Regions from separate parts of the Mus musculus genome. Here region 2 is linked to region 1. Evidence: chromatin loops called from intact Hi-C (ENCODE). Cell type or tissue: heart. All regions are shown on one strand.

What was found. A loop is a pair of places that touch in the nucleus more often than their neighbours do. Peaks named below come from ENCODE experiments on the same cell type or tissue, not always from the same donor. Only the 100,000 strongest peaks of a DNase experiment are listed, where the experiment ranks them.
Region 2: it touches region 1 in a loop (1.9-fold over the local background); 7 of 42 quality-filtered maps call a loop at or near these places.

Annotation. Positions count from the first base shown.
Region 1 is chr4:14,619,374-14,627,373 of GRCm38, reverse strand. Slc26a7 (solute carrier family 26, member 7) reads left to right here and starts at 5,596. Exons shown (of 19, transcript NM_145947.2): 1 at 5,596-5,685; 2 at 5,950-6,182. The coding sequence starts at 5,990. It also overlaps a transcript of Lrrc69 not described here. In heart, no CTCF peak of the experiment used is centred here; no DNase peak of the experiment used is centred here; H3K4me3 peaks cover 631 bases.
Region 2 is chr4:14,539,785-14,547,784 of GRCm38, reverse strand. Slc26a7 (solute carrier family 26, member 7) reads left to right here. Exons shown (of 19, transcript NM_145947.2): 8 at 1,336-1,483; 9 at 3,510-3,623. Among named protein-coding and RNA genes, the nearest start is that of Slc26a7, 78 kb to the left of the region's middle. In heart, a CTCF peak has its summit at 3,885 (motif pointing left); no DNase peak of the experiment used is centred here.

The DNA of each region.
Region 1 (8,000 bases):
TGGAGGGCATCATCCTGAGTGAGGTAACACATTCACAAAGGAACTCACACAATATGTACTCACTGATAAGTGGATATTAGCCCAAAACCTAGGATACCCAAGATATAAGTTACAATTTCCTAAAGACATGAAACTCAAGAAAAATGAAGACTGAAGTGTGGACACTATGCCCCTCCTTAGAAGTGGGAACAAATCACCCTTGGAAGGAGTTACAGAGACAAAGTTTGGAGCTGAGATTAAAGGGTGGACCATGTAGAGACTGCCTTATCCAGGGATCCACCCCATAATCAGCATCCAAACGCTGACACCATTGCATACACTAGCAAGATTTTATCGAAAGGACCCAGATGTAGCTGTCTCTTGTGAGACTATGCCGGGGCCTAGCAAACACAGAAGTGGATGCCCACAGTCAGCTAATGGATGGATCACAGGGCTCCCAATGGAGGAGCTAGAGAAAGTACCCAAGGAGCTAAAGGGATCTGCAACCCTATAGGTGGATCAACATTATGAACTAACCAGTACCCCGGAGCTCTTGACTCTAGCTGCATATGTATCAAAAGATGGCCTAGTCGGCCATCACTGGAAAGAGAGGCCCATTGGACACACAAACTTTATATGCCCCAGAACAGGGGAACGCCAGGGCCAAAAAGGGGGAGTGGGCAGGTAGGGGAGTGGGGGTGGGTGGGTATGGGGGACTTTTGGTATAGCATTGGAAATGTAAATGAGCTAAATACCTAATAAAAAATGGAAAAAAAAAAAAGTAAGTCAACCACTATTGAGAAAGTGGGGACATTTATGTTGGGGAACTGATCCAGGTGAAAAATACAAGATTAATGGAGTATTTTTAGCTAGTTCCCCTTTGAGTAATACTAAGTTCCAAATAATCTCTTTTTTCTTTATGATTGTTATTTATTCCAAATGGAGGATATGTATTGAGAGGGAGAGTCAATGAAGTCTTCAGAGAAATTTTACTCTCTTTTTTATTTTTTTTGAAGTTATATGACCATTAAAGACAGCATACTTGATTTGATATGAATCCTTAAGACACATTTTAGACACTATAAAACCATATTTGACCATGGCTTTTTTTTTTCTTGCATGCAATGGCTGGAAGAGGATATCAGTTGTCCTGATTTAGACAGGGTCTGTCTTTGAACTTGAAGCTAGGTCAGAGGTGAGAAACTTCAGTGATCTTCCTAACTTTTTCTTCCTATAGCACCAGGGCTATAACCACAGTTGTCACATAATACAAAATAATGGCAGAATGAAAAGAAAATAAGGAAAACAAACAGGTTGGCAAGTTCTATTTAATTAAAGATGTCTAGTTAAGCGTGTCAGTGATCATTCTTGTCATCAGTTTTGCTCATTGTTTTCGAGCTCACTCACTGTTGGACTGGCTGGTTATGAGAAAACATTGCAGAATTCAGGACTGCAATTCACATATGTATGTTATGGTATTTAGGAAATGAACAGCTCCTAGGAAAGATAAAGAACTATATTCAGAAATTATAGCATTGAATGAATTGAGCAGGAAAGTGAGAGTCTGTAATATAGTTCAGAAGTTAGGATAAACAGCAATGAGTAGAACTCTGAAATAGTGGGTCTTGGCTTACCAATTAGGTAAAAAAAATGTTCTAGTAGTCAGGTCCAAACATTAGAAGAGGTTGTTTTTCTAAGCTTAGGCAAATTAAAACTAAATTTGGGTTAAAGGGTTATGCCAATCTGTGTAAAGTTTGCATTAGTTAGAAGATGGTACCGAGTTTAATTGACATAATAAAAGCTTGCCCATATGTGGATGCATTGCAGTGCTGGCTGTATGGTTTAGTGAATGGTTTCATTCCTGCTTCATCTTTCTCTAGCAGATCGAGCCTTGTGCTCTGTCTTTTCATTAGAAGTATTCTAGGAGCTGAAGGGGTCTGCAACCGAGCTAACCAGTACCCCAGAGCTTGTGTCACTAGCTGCATATGTAGCAGAAGATGGCCTAGTCGGCTATCATTGGGAAGGGAGGCTCCTTGGTCTTGCAAACTTTATATGCCTCAGTACAGGAGAACACCAGGGCCAAGAAGTGGGAGTGGGAGGGTAGGAGAGCAGGGCACGGGGGTGGGGAGGGTATAGGGGATTTTCAGGATAGCATTTGAAATGTAAATGAAGAAAATATCTAATAAAAAATTGAAAAAAAGAGAAAAGTTAAAAAAAAAAAAGAAATACTGTATACCAACCTCATGTGGTAGACATGAGTTAGAAACTGCTGTGGGCCATGCTTTGTGAGTCTGTGTTTCCAGTATCACTTGGATAGGCATCTATCAGTGCTTCTGGTGCTCCTTCCCTGCACAGGTGAGGCACCATGCTGAAATCAAATTTCATATGCCAATCTTTACGTATGTCTCTCAAAACCCAGGGAACGTGATCCAGTTTATAGCCAGCTTAATATTTCTCAAAAGACTCTGACCTCACTCAAGCCTGGCCCGGTTCCCTTATATGTCATAACGGCTTTGAGTGTGCTCAATGCCAGCCCCCCACCCTGCGAAGTCTCCAGCCAGGAGGGATGCTGCGTCACTTGTGCCTTCCCCCTCTGTGCACGTCCCATTCAGTTTTTCCTTCTCAACAATCCAGCTTCTATACTATAAAGAAAAGGACTGTGTTAAAAACAAGAACATTTCTTAGATTTTGAAAGGGCAAGGAAGAGTTGAGCAAGCAAAGACAAAAGCTCTCCCTATTTTTTTTTCACTTGTTTTCTCTCTGCTCTACTATCTCTATGCTTTTAGAGCACAGTGTGGCAGTTATGCTGCAACAGGCTAAGTGATCCTTGAGCCATTGTAGGAGGGCTATTGTATTCATCACTATCTAGTGGGTGATATGTCTGTAGTTTCTTCCAGTTGATCATAAGGAAAAAAGAAAATGATATGAATAAGCCCTATTTATAAAGAATTTACACTATGAGTGAGTCAGAAGAAAATTGTAAGATGAAGATGTAAAGCCAGGAGGGAAAAAAAATCATGAAAATGACTTCAGCTCTCTATCTGTGAAGGCTACTTGAATACTAACCCTGTAACAGGAACAGAATGCTGTGGAGCCAGGGAAGTGTTCATGGAAGATGTAGATTTTCATAAAAGCTCGTCCATATGTGGATGAATCTCAATGCTGGCAGTAAAAGATGTGATGTCAGTACATGGCAGGTCATTAACTCTTTCTTGCTGGAACACAAGTGTCTGGGCAGGATGGGATGAATTTGCCCTCAATGTTAATGAAATTCCCCTGTTCCTTAGCATCCAACTCTTTCTGTGTGACTTCATTATTAATTTACCTTCCCCCCCCCCCCGATAGAATGTTAGTTATACCTTTTTCCATTTCCTTCATTAAGTATCTCCTAAAGCATATGTAATACCTACACTCTCCTTCCTTTCCTCCTTCGCAGTGACCGATTAATGCGCACTTGTTGGGGGAGAGTTCATGATGAGCTAGTTGGGAGCAGCAGGCAGGACAGGAGAATTCCATTGTTTTTGTTAATAGGTTGGAATTTAACGGAGGTTACAGAAATTTACACATGTTAATGATGTCATTCAAATGATGTTTTAGGAAGAAGAGCTGTCCTGTTGGTCCATATCTGAAGGAGAAGACATTCAGAAAATCTTGTGATGTCTGTAGGTGCTCGCTGGACATTCAGGGAAGAGATGGCCCATATGGGTGGTATATAGTATTGAACATCAAAGTACCTTCAGTCACTGAAACTTTCAAATAAATGTTATTACTCCTGAATTTTATGCACTGGCCTAGTCATTTTGAGAATTTCATGTGTGTGAAGAAATTCCTCATAAAGCTCTCTTTGTTTGGCATTACTGATTACAAATAAGACTGATACTGTGCTGTGGAGCGAGGTTTAGACAGGCTTTAAATAGTGTTGGCTTGGAAAGATATGGAAGTTGAGCTCCAGATTTAAACGTTAGGATTTTTAGGAAACATTTATTCTCTTAGGAACTGTCTGGTGAGCCATTCAGTTTCTCTCTCTCTCTCTCTTCAGCCTAGGTTTGAATTCTTTTAAATTTCATGTTTATCTTAGGAAACTAACACACAATGAGTATGTACATAATTTTTGACTTTTGTGCACACATGCACTAAAGGGAGAGACTGCCACACAGGAAGGAAAGCCAGCCTACAGTTTCTTACTGTGTGCATTTGCAATTATCTCCTCAGGCTATTTTTAGATCACACAATAAGTTTAAAATGCTACCATTTGCAGCTTCCTCTCTGAAATAGATTCTTCCCCTCTCCTTCTCCCTCTTTGTTTGCTAGGGAGTGAACCAAGGGCTTCATGCATGGTAGGCAGTAGCTATTCCACTGAATTTCATCTCAGCCATAAGACTCCTCTACTAACCTTTAGCTTGACCCTGAGTTAGAAATATATTGAAGTGTTAGAAATGTCATGTCATGAAAATAACAGAGAAATACAGAAAAAAAATCTCACACATTCATATAAATGTATATCTCTAGATCTATTTAGGATTCATGGAGTTTGAAAAAAAAGTATTGCCAAGTATTACATATGTTACAAGCAAGGGACATATTTTTGAAGTTGAGAAAGTAGCTCTTTCTCTTAATGTAATTAATGGGAAAAACACAGCAGGAATCCTGTGGAGAATAAAGGGTCTAAGTTCTTACTGTTGTAATAGCTTCCAGCATCTGATGTCTAGTCTCTGGACAAACGGACATTAGAAAGCACTGTAAATAACTACATGCTTGCTTTTCTTTCTTCTGGCTTCACGGTTTTAGTTAGAATATTGGTTTTTGGGGTTAATTCCAATGGTTCAGACCATAATACAGACTTATTCTTCTGGAGGCTGTGGGAAATAATACTATAATAAAATCTTTGACAGTCTATTCTGTTATAAATGTAACACTAGCTTTTAAAAGAATGCTCTACTAAAAGTTATATCAACAAAAATACTATTACACACATACACACACATGTGCACGCACGTGCACACACCCGTGCCGCTTCAAACAATAGTTTTAATGATACTGAATTTCTCAATAAATTTTATTTACAATGACATAAGTGTGTTAATTAAAAACATAGAGAAACAATCAGTAAAAAGTGAATGAGCAGAGACAGGAAGAAAAATAAACTCTAGCCACAAATATTTGCTCATTGTGATACTTAAATCCTTAGCCCAGGAGATGAAATTTCAGTTTGTTTATAAGAACTAGCTAGTCCTTTCTCAGATGGCACAGTGGTTATCTGAATGTTTTTTCTATGAATGAAAACTTCATATTCCAGAGAATAGAATGACAAGGACTCATGTAGTCCCCTATCATGTTTCCGACTTTTATGGAATTGGCAATTTTTAGTGATGTTGGAAATATATACCTCACAAAGAAGTGTGGCTGTAGCATATTCTTTACAGAAAATCCTCTGGCAGTCGGGACTTCGCTTCTGCTTGTAGGAGACGCTGGGCTGGCTGGATCCTTCCTGGTTTCATTAGCATAGCCCAGCCCACTTCCACCACACGCCCAGAACTACCTCATTAACCATTGGGAATGCAGCCAAAAACATAAGACGACAGTGAATATAAAGGGAATTACTGGCAAGGGAGCTGTAACTATCTCACCACCGAACCTATTACTTTTCCAAGTTCAGAAAAGTATTACATGAACAGAAACCATTCCTTATTCAGATAAGAATTTAAGGTTTGAGTCTATAATTTTTATCTAGAATAATTAGCTGAACCACAGTAAGGCATACAGCTCAGTTGCATCCATTCGTGTTTCTGTTTCTCTCTCTCTCTCTCTCTCTCTCTCTCTCTCTCTCTCTCTCTCTCTCTCTCTCTCTCTCTCTCTCACATTTATTTTCTGGATAGCTTTGACATTGTAAACCACAGACGATTTGGAGCCTGGCATCGAAAGGAGGTGTTCTCCAACGATTTTTTTTTTTTCTCTCTCCCTTGCTTGAAGAAGTTGACTACTACAGGAGGGAATCTGAAAATCTGAAAAAATGACGGGAGCAAAGAGGAAAAAGAGAAGCGTGCTGTGGGGCAAGATGCACACCCCCCACCGAGAAGACATTAAGCAGTGGTGTAAGAGGCGCCTACCTATCTTGGAATGGGCACCGCAGTACAATCTGAAGGAAAACCTGCTTCCAGACACTGTGTCTGGGATAATGTTGGCAGTTCAACAGGTGGCACAAGGTAAGTGTGCATTTGGGTTTACAGTCTTCTGCAGAGTGGATGTCACTTTGCTTCTTGGATGGGGATTATGTTTGAGGGGTGACAGTGTAGCTAGTGAAGCAGACTTAATAAAATGGTTACTAATTTTAGGAAAATAAGCAGAGTAGATGTTTCTGTGTGTGATTTTCCTAATTGCTTTTAAAATTACTTGGCTTTTTTCTACCCCTGGCTAGGAGTTAAGCAATTAAGCAGTAACCCTTGAATGGAATTACATATTTTGCAATGTTAAATTTCATATTGGTTCAGAGTAATGGATCAGTGATTGTGAGAAATGAGCTTTTATGATTTCACTGTGCTGACATAATTTCCCACCTTCATCAAATCAAGCTATAAAACATTTCCTGTCCTGAATACAATTGCTCATGAGCCCAGTTAGCAGCACACAGTTACAGTTACCTGCTGTAGCCATGGGACTTGCTATAGCAGAGAACAAAGCTTTTTGTGCATGAAGGAGGCTTATTGCCAAGATCACTACTTGCAAAGCGAAGAATCCTGCATCCTCAGAGCTTGTGTGGACTGCACTGTGCGTGTTTAATTCTGAGGTGCAGTCCCCACAGAACTCGTGTCTCAGTGAGAAATATAACATGGTAAAACATCCCCAGAACAGATTTTTAAAAATGACACTCGTGTGTGTGTGTGTGTGTGTGTGTGTGTGTGTGTGTGTGTGTGTGTATGTGTACCTCCTTTCCTTAAAGGTATGTCCACACGAGTTTTGGCTGATTCAGGTAGTAATGTTCTACCTGTAGCCAGAAAAGGAACTGATTTCTCAACTTCCCAGCTTTAAAGGTTTGGAACAGCTTTCTTGGCAAAGACTCCTAGTGATTATATTTCCATGCAGTCTCACTACCTCCCTGGCTTTAACTATTATTTCTTCTGTTCAATTATAAGTATGCTTTTAATGAAATTATTCTGTAGCTGGAACAAACTGGTTTGTGAATTTGTGTTTTCAGTCTGATTAGGAACATCTGCATGGGTGGGGGGTTTAAGATCCACAGTGCTATCTTTATGGAATACAATTTTACTGCTTAACTCTGTGTTGTATTTTTAATGACCATTTTGCCAATAGCAAAAGTATAGTAATCTTTAAAAAATAAAAAAGTAATAACAGACCTGGGGCATCCCCAGCCTTTCTTTTATTTGACTTTAAATTCCAGATGAAACATCCTATGTCATTTGAAAATTTAGCTGATGGACTTAAGCAAGTTTTCTGTCCCCAGATGTTTAGTTTCACCATATCCCATAAATTTATTTTGCTGTTATTTAATATAAAATAAAAGTGGAATAATTACGATTTTAGCAGTAGTTGTCTTTTTATGTTTGAAAAGCACCCAGTAGCCAAGAGCATCCGGGAATGCGATACAGCTCCCTTAGGCTCGTCACTAGGATATGGCTTATGTGCAAGCCTTTGGTAGTTAGTTTGGTTTAGCTTTTGGGAGACTTTAATGATCATGCATTACATTGATTAGGAAGAAGTACATTGATAAGCTGATGAGAAGCAAGACACTTACTTAGCCTGGTTCCATGAGAAGTTTGGATCAGGTCACATGTTCTGTATGCTGACAATTACACTGCTAGGAAGACTCTTGGTGGTTTTTTTTTTTTTTTTTTTCTGTTGTCAGAAAAGATGAATTCTTGCAAAGAGCTTTTTCAAATATGCATTTCTAATTCTTTTTCAACCTCTTCTATTAAGAGAATCCAGAGTTAACATTGCCTTTCCATTGGAGGCTTAAAGCAGTCAGTTTCTCAGGCCCTCATACCTGAGAAGCGGAGGAGTCAGGA
Region 2 (8,000 bases), 80 kb after region 1:
GATACAGACAAAGTCTAATTTTGAGGCAATGTAAGAATTGTTGGGTCCTTTGAGTTTTATTTTTCGTCTTCTTAAAGTAAAGGAATAGTAGGAAAATTCTCAGAAACAAAACAAAAAACGGTTAATTAAAAATAGAATCCTCTGCATTAGCTGGCCTGTGCAGACGCAGGCAAAGGTGGGTCTCCTAAATCAACTCTTAGTTTCCTAAGGGTTTCTCTGCTTTTTATTGGAAAACCAGTTGTTTTTTCTTCAGTCCAGGTCTTGTTATTAATTAACCACATTTAGTTTTAATGAACTAGAAGTTTAATTTCTTCACTTCAAGTTTTGTATATTATCTTAGGATGTATAGTCACAGTGTTTGGGGAGCAAAGCATACATAGCACTCAGACACAACATCTCCTTCTACTCCTGCTCATATTCCCTTCTGAGAAATCCCCTTACGGAACTGCAGGAAGGCATGGCTTAGAAAGGTTCTCCTCCTTGCAACCTTCCTCCAAGAATTTTCTCATCCCAACTGCGGTTGTGGTATACTTGATTCGGAGTTGCTGAGAAAATGAAATGAAACAGTTAATGAGAAAGAGTCCAGGCTCCACTCACACACTAGGTAATAAGACAATTAACCAGTAAGAAATAACTCCCCCCTTCCTTTATTTTTTACCACAGGAATTCCTTCAGGGGTGGGGTTAAGTCTCCCAGCATGACAACGAATACGTAAATGGTCATTTGGCTTACATACTTTTCAAGGGACAATAAGACATAATGGCTGGGTATTATCTGAGAAATGCTTTAAAGACGACTTTGAAATGAAGCTAAGTGTGGTCTCTTTTGCAACAGAGAGGAGATGAGATCTTCCTGCATGTTTTCTTTAGCGTATGGAAGGCATGATTAACTGTCTCGTGAAAGGATTGAGTTAAAAATGTAATTACCATAATGAAGTCAATGGCGTATTTGGAGATTAGTCGACAGTAAGCTAGTGTTTGCCTGAAACTCTGCAGCATTTGAGGGAGGAAACGTGGCTCCAGTGCTGGCCAAATAAATATTTGGAAAGGTTCAAATGAAAGAAGGGTCAGATATGCTTTTGTTTCCTACAAGAAACCTTTGTCAAGTCAGAATTCTGCGGTAAGACCTGGATTCCCTGGGTGTGAGTGTCAGTTAGATGCATGGGACTCTCCTTGTGTTATTTCTTACAATTTTGCTTTTCTGCTAAATAATATTGAAGATATAGGGCTTTACAGGGCGAGACTGCTTAGTTTTCTCTTCAGAAACACTAGTGCAGGAGATTTCATGGCAAGTTATTATAGATTCATAACTTCAATCCAGTCTTTCTCTCCATAGGATTCCTCCTCCCCGTGCTCCCCCAATGAACATCCTCTCTGCAGTGCTCACTGAAGCTTTCGGAGTTGCACTTGTAGGCTATGTGGCCTCGCTGGCTCTCGCACAAGGATCTGCCAAGAAGTTCAAATATTCAGTTGATGACAACCAGGTGGAGTGTGCCCCCAGGCCCTCTCTAGCCAGGGATTTTCACTGTTCTGTGGCCTCTCAGATACTGAAAATGTCAAACGCCTGAAAAGACAACTTTTCTAAATGTGTAGCAAGCATGGGCAGAACAAAATAGGGAAGTCTCTGAGTCACTCACAGGAAGCTTAGAACCTAGCTTTCACAGAGTATAGCATATTAATTTCATCATTCCCTCTTTTTATCTATATGTCTGTCAGAGGAAAGCCTTTGTTCTTTGTTTCCACTGTGTGAGTCCCTTGTATTGAGCTCACATCAGCAGGCTTGGTAGCAAGTGCCTTTACCCACCGAGTCATCGCACTGATCCTTCTAATATATTTTTAAAGAAACACACACACCTTCATGCTCTTTCATTTGGTTTTAGGAGAGAATCCAAGGGTGGTTATCATTTCATGATAGATAACTTTGAAAACTTAGGGATTTCAAAGTGGAACACTAGTAATTACTCTTCTTAAGGCCCTTCGGGATGTGAAGTTTTGTTCCTACAGACCTAAGAGTGCACATACAACCTGTTTACTGAATCCATTCTCCCAGTGTCTTTTTCATGCCCCAAGGCCTTGTAGAGCTCTCTGGTCCTGAACAGAAGCTGCAGTAGACTGCAGACCAGTGCAGAGTTACCCGCACATAGAGTTCACACTGAGGTTTGGGGACCTCCGTTCTCTCTGTGTATGTCTATTAAGCTCCACTATAGGTGCCAGGGATAAAACAGTAAACAACACAGATGAATGTGAAACTCAGAAACTCCTCGGGTCTCCCTTCTTCGATGTCAAATCACAGACCTCATTATCATGGCTTTCAAGGAGGGCACATGTGGATGGGCAGTGTGCTGTACCCATGTACATGGGAAGAGTCATGGATAACTGTACAGGCTGGGGCCTAGACTTGAAGTGATGTGATTAGGATGGTAGAAACCTATAGGGTAGTTAGTGTCTTAGTCAGGGTCCCTTTTCTGCACAAAACATCATGACCAAGAAGCAAATTGTGGAGGAAAGGGTTTATTCAGCTTACACTTCCACATTGCTGTTCATCACCAAAGGAATTCAGGACTGGAACTCAAGCAGGTCAGGAAGCAGGAGCTGATACAGGGGCCATGGAGGGATGTTACTTACTGGCTTACTTCCCCTGGCTTGCTCAGCTTGCTCTCCTATAGAACCCAAGATTACCAGTCCAGGGATGGTACCACCCACAGTGGGCCCTCCCACCCTTGATCACTAATTGAGAAAATGCCTTACAGCTGGATTTCATGGAGGCATTTCCTCAAGGGAGGATCCTTTCTCTGTGATAACTCCAGCTTGTGTCAAGTTGACACACAAAACCAGCCAGTACAAGTAGTTACTGATTTCCCATTAGCCATCAAATGTTGATGACAAATAGTAGGTTGGATGTAGCAATCCAGAGTTAAGAAGAGTAGTCTAAGCTGAAGATGTAGATTTGGGAGTTGCCAGGGTGTGTTTGGACAGTTAAGATGTGGACAGACAATAGAAAGGGTCCTACAATTGCAATCGGTTAGATAACAAAAGAAACTGAGAAGTGACAGGTGGAGAGATAGAGGCAAGCTTGGAAAGTGTGGGGTACAGGAAGCCGATCAAAGGGACCTTTTAAGGAGGATAGAATGAGCAGTTGTGGAAAATGCTTCTTCATACCAGGTTGGAGTTGGTAAGGCAGAGGTCATTGAGGAAAGGGTGAGAGTAAAATCCCAACTGGGAATACTTAGAAAACAGGGATAGGCCATGGGGCAGTGGAAATCATGAATAATTTAAAATCTCCTCATGAGTTCATTATGAGAGCTGAGTGATGCTCTTAGAATAGACTTTGGAGGATTGCAAGCAGGCTATGAATGTTAGCTATTTTTATTATAAACTATTACATCTTAGCTGGTGCGGTGAATAGTAGCTGAGCATAAACAAGCTTCATTCTTTGACGAATTGTACCTGGGACCATAGAAGGGGATTATGATAAAGAAATGTTCCATTCTCCCATAACTAATCTCGCAGGAATTTTTGGCCCATGGCCTCAGCAACGTGATCCCTTCATTTCTCTTCTGCATCCCAAGCGCTGCCGCCATGGGAAGGACGGCTGGTTTGTACAGCACCGGCGCAAAGACGCAGGTAACAACTATTCTGTGGGGAAAGGGGGGCTGTGGGGCCGTCACCCCTTTCTCAGAGTGGAAGGCTGCTCTGTTGAGTCTTGAAAACGTTGCTGATTCACGTTTTCTAAGCAGTTTCTAGAAGTTCTTCCTCCTTCCCTCTCCTACTCCCTCCATCCTGTTATGACTCCCCTCTTTTTCGAATTTTTCCCATCAATGACTTTTCCACAGGCTATGATGCAAAGAGCAAACTGCGGCATTCCTTGCCCACAGTAGCTCTATTAGAAATCTTGAAGCCAGAGCTCCCTCTAGCGGTCTCTTAGTTAAGCTAAACAGCACGACTTTCCTGACTTTCTCTCTCTCTCTCTCTCTCTCTCTCTCTCTCTCTCTCTCTCTCTCTCTCTCTCTCTCTCTCTCTCTCTCTCTCTCTCCCTCCCTCCCTCCCTCCCTCCCTCCCTCTCTCTCTCTCTCTCCCTCCCTCTCTCTCTCTCTCCCTTATCATAAAATAAAACCAAGCCTAGGCAGAATATATCTTGACAAGAACATTTCTATGTATCGCAGTGAGCACATGTGCCAAATATCTATTCTATATATGCCAATATTTGAGGTTAAAGGAACAATAGTTTTATATATATTTTAGAAACTCAAATGGATTCATATTTCTTGCAAGCCTGATATATACTGGGCATCCTTCTGTGTAAGGGTAGGATGATAGTAAGGATGATATAGATGGAAGTGGAAACAATATCACCATATTGCGTGTCAGGCATTGTGTGTCTTCTTACATAAATGGACTCAAACTTCAGGCAACTCACTGAAAGATGTAAAATAGATGTTCTCAGTTTCTATGTGACAAAGTTGATGAAAGAAATTGGCCCAGGTATTGTGTTATGAAACTTTTCCTGGGGAGACCCAAAACATATATCTACTCAGTCAAGATAGGGATCCCACAACAGATTTTATGGATGTATAATACAGATGATACCAAAGTCCAGCTTAGGGAACCCATGAGTTTTATTGAAGTTACTTACAGGAATATGGGTGAAGGGTTGCTTACAGGAGCAGAAATAACTCAAAGAAAGATGCACCATCAAAGCGCACCCCAGGATGGGTGACAGTTGACGAAATCTGGGAACCTGGAGCATAGTGCGCAGTCTCCAGGCAGCTCAGCAGGCTAGAGAGTGTCAGCTGCCCCCGTTGGTCTAAGCTTCTGCAGGTAGCCAGCTGGTTTCTTCCGGGCAGCTGCTCTGGCTTGAGGATATTCTTTGCAGCTTGGCTTATCTGTAATGATTCCGTAGTCTTCATTGTGTACTCTTGGGAGGTCCTAGCGCATCTGGTCAGATTAGGGAGTTCCTGAAGCTACTTTGAGCTGTTTACTTGCTGACATAAGGAGCTTCTTTGCAGAGTGGAATGCCCAGAACTGCAGTACAATCCCATGTCCCAGACCTTGGGAATAGCAAAGCTGAGGTTTAAACTCTGAGTGATTTGTACTCATAACCAGTGACCCATCAAAGAAATTGATGTATATCATAAGAAATTAACAATCACAGCTAACCATTATGAAATAATAAGAATTGGATAAAAATCAATAAACAATTTTACATGCAAATGTGAACATTTATTAGAGGTTTATCTTATATTACTAATATAGTTTTTAAGTTGTAGAGCAACTCATGAGAAAAGTGTAAGTTTTGTGACCTTATGGGAAAGGTTCAAGATAAATACAGATAAACACTAAGTATTGAATAAAACTGATGCTATGCGCCAGTGATTCTCAACCTTCCTGATGCTGTGACCCTTTAATACATTTCCTCATGTTGTGGTGACCCCCACTATAAAATAATTTTGTTGTTACTTCAAAACAGTAATTTTGCTACTGTTATGAATCATAATGTAAATATCTGAGTTTTTCAGTGGTCTGAGGCAACTCCTGTGAGAAGGTCTTTCCACTCTCCCCATGGCGTTGCGACCCACAGGTTGAGAACCATTGCCATGCACCACAGCGCAGAGAAAAAAATTGCAAAATCAAATTGGAATATATTACAATTTAACAAATAATTAACTTGTTTAAGAAACTAAATTCTTATGTAAGCTCAGATTCATGACATCACATGCTTTGATGGGTTTCTATGAAGTTTAGTGATTTCAAATCCAGGTTCATAGTGTCTCTTGGTTGGCACAAACCTTTTTGTAATTTACTCTTAAATGATTGCAACCATTTTCTCTTGCGACTCCTTCCTGTAGCATTCTAGGTTGCTATAGATTTTCTACCGGCCTCTCTTTAGAAAGTGAGCATGTTAGGTTGTTTCCATTTTTAGGCTGAATGAATGAAATGTGCCAAGGGAAGGTTCTGGAAGCTGGACTTGCACTCTGGTTCCTCCATGGGTGACTGCACCAGAAACTCCTCAGGTTTAAGTGGACTCAGCTGACAAAGCAGAGTTACAATTGCATAAAGATGAACTGTCACATGCTCAGCTGGTGAAACACATAAGCAGTCAGAATCCACTTTTGAAATGCCAGTGATTATAATTGAGTTTACTAGGTTTCTGCTGTTAATGTTTTAAAGCAAAGATGTTTGTGTGTGACTGGGACAGCTTTCTCTTGGGATGGTTTGCCCATCCTAGTTGGCCCTCAGACTTGCTGCTGGTGCTTGAGAAAGCTGATATGATATTGTCACTTGTCTTAGAGACAGAAAGGCTGAAATGCAGCCCTGATGTGTAGCCACTGTGATGTGTATCCACCTTGATGTGTGCCATCTCTGCCCTTAGGCGCATTGCAAGCATTTTTAATCACTGCATAAGTGATAAGAAAATTCTCTGATCAGTCTTTGTAACTTTCAACAGTAAAAGTTTCAGAGAAAGAACACTTCGGAAAATTTGTCCTAAGTATGAAATCTTAGTGGGCCAATAACATCGTTTACTAGAGTGGGGATACAGGATGCTCTGTCTTTGTTCTGGGGTCACATGTTTGAATGATTGGAACAAGAGAACACCTCTAAAGACTTTTTGCTTTATAAAGATTTCTCCCACTTGCATGGTATTCTCTTCATCAAACTTTACAAGAAATGAATTTAGAATCTAGCAAAAACACTAAAGGCTGCCGGCAGAATATTCTCAGTGTACCCTCCTTGCTGAGGTGATAGCTCTATTTCTTAACCACTGTTGTCCAACTGCACAGGAAGAGAATCTGAACTCATGTGCATGCTCAAACCGAGGATGCTTTGCTATCCATTTCAGACCTTTTATGCTGCTACCACTAAGTATACATAGGTATAGTAGCTAGCTGACTTGAAGAGAGCGCTAAGCATATTTTCAAAGTTTGGCTTTATCTAGGGTACTTGTAAAAAAACCCCTTTCACACTTCATGATTTCAAAGCGCAGGCTCTTCAACGTCTCTGCCTCCCTTAGGCACTGGAATGCATACCCACTAAATTAACTTGGAACACATAAAAGCCCTTCAACTTTTTAGCTAATTACAACTCATCAAAGCCCAAATGATAAGCACATTACCTTTATTAATTACTTTACCGCCTGCAACAGCTTCAGTATTCTCACTGGAATACTGCACTGCGATATTTTTGTGTAGTAGTTATCTATTTAAGGCTAGAGGGGTAGCTAAGTGATAATAACACCCTCATCTGCCATGCCAGGATTCAATCCAGCTCCACAGACAACAGCATCTTCTTTCTTCCTTCAGTCCCAAAAAAGACTTTGCGTAGGTCAGAAATTTATTTACCCTAAACAGTCTTTCCCTTGTTCCTGTGTCCCTTCCTTCTTAAGATTTCCTGATAGTTTTATTTATTAAGCATGTGTCATTCAGTGTGCAATGTGCACACCCATGCAGTGTCTGCCGAGGCCGGAAACATGGTGTTGAATCTCTTGACACTAGAGTTACAGGCAGTAGTAAGCCACTTGCTGTGGGTGATGGGAACTGAACTCAGGTCAGAGAGTAGCAGCTGGAGCCCTTAACGGTAGAGGCATCTCTCTAAACCCCACTGGCCTGGGTTCTACCTCATATTCAGCTTTCCAGTACATGACTCTTCTCTGTCTGCTAGGCTCCTCTCTCTGCCATGCCTTCTTGTTCCCTCTTGACTGCTTTCTTCTCTTCTGCAGCCATCACTAAGGCTTGTGGGCTGTGGGTCTTCTCTTCACATTTTGTGCACCGTTGACATTTTGTGCTCACTAATGTGACTGTATGATTGATAACTTCTTTCTAGACTGGAATTAAAAACCCTGGAGAGCACAGCTTCCATCTGCTGCATTGTGTCCTTGGTGTTCATTTAGCCAGGGACCTGGCATGTCATAGATACTATATGTCTGTGCATGAACACAGTCAACAAGAAAGAAAAATGGCTAGGAATGGTGTAGGATACAATTTACCAGTTTTGCTGCCATTATGC